Regions from separate parts of the Homo sapiens genome. Here region 1 is linked to region 2. A link is a loop called in an ENCODE intact Hi-C map of the cell type or tissue named here. Cell type or tissue: IMR-90. All regions are shown on one strand. Links, peaks and the distances in the headings refer to the core of each region. The heading gives the core; the rest is flanking DNA.

Evidence for each region. A loop is a pair of places that touch in the nucleus more often than their neighbours do. Peaks named below come from ENCODE experiments on the same cell type or tissue, not always from the same donor. Only the 100,000 strongest peaks of a DNase experiment are listed, where the experiment ranks them.
Region 1: a loop joins it to region 2, with 5 times the contacts of the local background. A loop is called at or near these places in 11 of 110 quality-filtered maps.

Annotation. Positions count from the first base shown.
Region 1 is chr12:19,892,131-19,894,945 of GRCh38, forward strand. No RefSeq gene overlaps it. Among named protein-coding and RNA genes, the nearest start is that of LINC02398, 120 kb to the right of the region's middle. RefSeq lists an enhancer at 2,693-2,802. In IMR-90, for the core only: a CTCF peak has its summit at 1,565; no DNase peak of the experiment used is centred there.
Region 2 is chr12:19,738,113-19,740,927 of GRCh38, forward strand. No RefSeq gene overlaps it. Among named protein-coding and RNA genes, the nearest start is that of LINC02398, 280 kb to the right of the region's middle. In IMR-90, for the core only: a CTCF peak has its summit at 1,285 (motif pointing right); a DNase peak (open chromatin) is centred at 1,309.

The DNA of each region.
Region 1 (2,815 bases), core at 95-2,594, 150 kb after region 2:
GTAATTGAAAGAATTCCTAAGCCTCCCCTAGTGAAATTTTTCTGTTAGGCACTTGGAAGTAACTGGCAGTTTCAGGGAAGCAATTGAGAAGGAGGTATTTCCTTTGCTAAAAGGATAATAGTTCAGCTTATTCTTTCTCATAAATGGAAAAGAAGGACAAGAGCATTTGGATTATATATAATTTGCATGTTACAGTACATAAATTGGTCACTGCCTGATGTGCAGTGATTTTTCCCCAGTTTCAAATTCTTTGGGAATGTGTTTTTATTCCCTGTATTTTAAACATATGTTGTGAAAGGGATTAGTCATATTATTCTATGACTTTGCTTCCCTGCCAGGCAATAATTGGTAATTGTTCAAGGGTAGACAACAAACTTGAGCTAGTCTAGTCATAGACAGGGTTACAATTTATTATCCAAATGGGGTCATTTTTTCCTCAACTTTTTATTTTGAAAAATTTCAAGTATACCAGAAGTATCAAAAGAATAATACAATAAATACAATATGCTGAATTACCTAGATTCTACAACTGTTAACGTTTTGTGACATTTGTTCTATAGCTCTTTCTCTATCGATATGTCCTTTTTTCCAATTCATCTGAAAGCAAGGTGCAGACATTATTACACTTTTTCCTTAAATACTGCAGCGTGTATTATCTCACAGACACAAAGAATATTCTTCTTCATAAGCCCAGTATTGCCATCACACCCAGCTATTCCCCAAACATTCTTTGTAGGTGTTCCTCCACTTCCCAGGATTATGTATTTCATTCAGTTATTATGTTTTGTATTCTTTTTAAATCTCCTTTTCAATATCATTTATGCAACTGACATTTTTCAAGAATCCATGATGATGATATTAATCCAGAACGTCCCACAATCTGGGTTTTTCTAATTTCTTTCTTATAATTAGCTCCAGATTAAACATTTTGGCAAGAATGCTAAATAGGTAATGTTATGGAAACAGGCAAACTTTAGAGACTGGGAGGGTGCATTATTAGTCATTATGCTGAAACTACAGGTATAAACTGGAATGTTGGGCCATGCTAATCATAGAACCCCACCTACAGCCAAAATAGCTAGTCTGGGAATTGGCACAGGATCTAAAATGGGCCAATAGGAGTTCTATTTTTTTTAAATATTTTAAATTGATCTGAGGAAAAAGGACTCCTACAGATTGTTGCTAAGCTGTTTGTCTGAAGCTGGGAAAGATTTAGATGTAGGTAGAAAACACAGTAAGAGGGTCCTGATGGCATTTGTCCTTTCATTTCAGGTTCTCTCTTAAAATCAGGTTCACCTTTGTTCTTTTAATACAATTTATTGAACATTTATTATGTGCTAGACGATTTTTAAGTGCTTTGCATGTATTAAATCATGTAATCCTCCTAACACAGTTCCATGAGATGGTTTTTATACTGTCCCCATTTTAGAGATGCCAAGGAAGGAAAGCTTGATTTACTTGCCAAAGATTTCACAGCCAAAAGAAGATAATGGAACCAAAAGAAGAATCCATAGCACATGATCTTGATCACAGTGGTAGGGTTACACCAGAAGGGATGAGACTCCACCTACTGTTTACTCTTGTGCTTAAACTAGTCAGCTTGGATTTTTGTCTGCAATCCCAGAGTCCAGGTTAATACACTTATGACTTCCAGTCTTCAGATATGAATGGATAAAACCCCCTTCTCAGACCCTGTTTTTGCCTCTTTTAGACACAGGCCTTCATTATGATTAGGAGCGTGCTCTTAATTAGGAGTTTTCCAACAATTTGTTTGTAAGGCCCTACAGGATATTACTGTAAGGAGTACATTAATAATGAAAGAATTTTGACAAAGACAGGGTTGAAGCTTTGATAATAACTGTTTAGTCAAACCTATTAAAACATTGAGGACATCAATTAAGAGGAAATAATATTCTACACATTGAACCTCTTTCACTATATTATTATCTAAAAGCAAATTGTTTTAAGAGGCTCTATTCTTAATGTGTTGGAAGACTGTGTACTCAGTTTTAAAATACAAAACAGAAGTTAGTATGAAGGAAGTGGTCTTCTTGATGACAGGGACAGATGACAGGGTATTGTGAAATTTTAATATGTAGCATGATTGGTTGTAAATTGTTCCCACATAGCTGAAGTAATTTGCAAATAAGAGATGATGAGTCAGATCTTCCATGGGTATGGTAATACATGCCAGTGAATAAAATCTGAAGTTACATCGGTATGATTTAATTTTGAGTTACATTGCTGTCAATTCATGTATATCAATAGAATCACTCCAAGTTTTAGGACTCCAGGTATAAGTTTTAGGATGTGTGTGTGTGTGTGTGTGTGTGTGTGTGTGTGGTGGTGGGGGGCTTCCTGAGGCTAAAGTGCAGTGGTGCAATCACAGCTCATTGCAGCTTCAGGTGTTCACCCACTACACCCAGCTAATTTATTTTTTGTGAGGACAGTGGCTCGCTATGTTGCCCAGGCTGGTTTTGGACTCCTAGCCTCCAGCGATCCTCCCACTTCCGTCTCCCAAAGTGCTGGGATTTCAGGCACGAGCCACGGTTTCTGGCCTGATATTTATGTTTTTAAAGATGAAATATAAAACTAAGATATCGTCCAGAGGCATAAGTTCTATACCCATTTTTATACTAACCATCAGTATCTGAGTATTTTTCACAATAAATTTGGAATCAACATTTGACTAAGAAGATTAAAGAAGAGTCACATATATGGGTTAAAGGAAATAATGTTTCTGTTGATAGAGCATCTTTACACGGGAGCTGTTGTCGCTTCTATTTTAAAGAAGGAAAGGTTGAGTCATCAAGCT
Region 2 (2,815 bases), core at 147-2,646:
AGGATCCTTAAAAGCTATGCTTGTCTGTCTCTTGGGTTCTTGGTAATATTGAACTTTATCTCTTTAGAATAATTTTTTTTTCTAGTTAAATGCTTTTTACATAGAAAGTTTCAAGTAGTTTTTTTGAATGAAAAATATTCCAGTTGTTTCACACTCCTCCTTAGATGTCTTTTCAGCATTGCCCTATACAGTTATCCAACATTTCAGGCAATGGAGTAAATTTTCCTGAGATTACCTCAGACTTACTTGAATTAGTAATCTGATTGAATTTTATTTGTTTTATGTGAAACATTCCCTGAGCATCTCCATTGCTATAGGGGATCCTGTTGGAAGAGAATCTTCTCTGAAGGGGATTTTGCGGGTAAGAAAGGGTTAAAAAGACCGGCGCGGCGGCTCACGCCTGTAATCCCAGCACTTTGGGAGGCCGAGGCGGGCGGATCAGGAGGTCAGGAGATTGAGACCATCCTGGCTAACACGGTGAAACCCTGTCTCTACTAAAAATACAAAAAATTAGCCGGGCGTGGTGGTGGGCGCCTGTAGTCCCAGCTACTGGGGAGGCTGAGGCAGGAGAATGGCGTCAACCCGGGAGGCGGAGCTTGCAGTGAGCCGAGATCCCACCACTGCACTCCAGCCTGGGCGACAGGGCGAGGCTCCGTCTCAAAAAAAAAAAAAAAAAAAAAAAAAGAATAATAGTGCTCCTGGTAGCCCAGAAGTTAATACCACACTATCCCACAGAGGAGAGTCAGTTAGTGTTTCATTGTGGCCTTCATCTACCTATTGATGCCAGTGTGGAGGCATGAAGTTATGCTTAAATCTGATATATGATTTTCCAAGTTAACTGTGTGTTCTTTCTTTCTTAATTAAACCCCGTCTATAGAGTTACCATTCAGGTTTCTGCTATTAAACTGAGGGATCTTTTGATGATTGACACCATTTCCTGCTGTACAAACACTCCAAATATTCTAGTTTTCTCAGAAGCTTTTAAAGAAAGACACTATCTACTTACCTTTGGACCCAATAGATTTGTAGCTTTTCGATATGGTAAATATTGTAGGATATATTTAAATTAAGTACTTATTTAGTTTGTGGAGTAATATTTTGCTATACTCATATGCTTTGTGTATTTTGGACACTTGGAAAAATGATTATTGTATTTAAGCTCCACACATCAAGTTATTGAAAAGCTCAGGGTTTTCATCAAAGCAGAATGTAGGTAAGTTTCATAAGTATTTTACTGTATAAAGTTTTAAAGACACAATTAGACAATTTAGGCCAGCAGATGGCACTCTTACCTTTGTCCTCATTTGAAGAGATGTTTGAGGTTGTGGCAACTTCTCTCATAACTAGATCTCAGAAACTGTTGAAAATTGCATTTTCCTATTTTTATTTAAACACAGTTTTATAAAAAAGCAATAAAGTTATTTTTACGTTGATAGAGAAAAGTGGATGAATGGACAAAACCATTTCTATAGATAGTCTGTTCAATTATTTGTTAGCACGTGAAATAGTTAAGATCCATATGGATGAAAAATGCTCTTACTGCAAATGCGTTCTATATTGTATAAGTGTCTTTTCTTTCTTATTTATGAACTCAGAATCTTAATCTGATAAATCCAGCTGGATGAACAATAGAATGAGAACAATGCTCCTCTTGTCTTTTGTTTCTTGGATTTCATATAATAGCTTGAAATCATAGGATCTTAGTGCTATAAAGAGCCTTGGAGATCATTTAGTTGAACATGCAAACTTTTAGGTGAGGAAACCAAGGCCCACAGAGGTGAAATGACTTGTCCAATTTGAAGGTAGAAATACTGCTTTTAGTTAAAAGCAGAAAACAGGACTCACTGTCTTCAGAGCAAAGCTGCACAAGAACCTTATGCTTTATAATTGCATTTTGCTCCGTTATTCTCTGACGGAATGGAAGGCAAGGGAGCTTTGGCCACTTGACTTATTGGTGGAGATCGATAAATTTGTCATGTTTCTTCTGCTTTTGCTTTTTTTCATAAAACTGCACACAGCAGCTAAGAATTCAGAAATGCCCCTCAGATATATCTAAATATCCAAATCAGGCAAAAAACATATGGTAGGAATCTTTTTTCGTGGTAATTACAAATTTAAAGAGGGATACACACATTTTTAATAAAGTTTAATTTAATAAAAAAGGGGCATACCAAGACTAGGGTAATCTACATGTTGCAGATATAAAATGTCCGAACTCTGAACTAGTTAACTGAGTAGTTAGTTCATTTGCAGTGGAGATATTTGTGGAACCAGGGAACATTCATAAGCAGTACGGGATTAGTAGGATAGGGTATCCAGTTGGTGTTCAAGAATATCAGTATACAAAAAGCATCTCATTTCTTTATTGTTATGAATCAAATTAAATATGGGTTATTCCATTTTCCTGGCTAGCAGGCTAGCAGGACATCCAAACTCAAGTTTTTTTTTCTTTTTCTTTTCTTTTTTTTTTTTTAAGGAGAACTTCCCTACTTCACGCAGAATGGGAAAAGACCCAAGGGGCTTAAATAAACCAGAAAAATTGGACCAGGGCCTCCATTCTCTGCCTTTGTTGATAGTCACTGAGATGTTTGTTGTTTAAGCTTGTGTGGTCCTTTTGGAGGCATTTCTCTTTTACCATTCACCGCCTTCGTGGGGCATTGACACAGAACCTTCACGCTGTGCAGGGTTCTAGACATTCACACAGAAGCTCTGCTACTTCTTAGGTGCTGTGAAGGTGCGTGTCCTCTACTCCCAACCTACCACCACTGCTCCAGAGTCCACCATCCCCAGCTTCCAGTCTCTGGATATCTAGCTC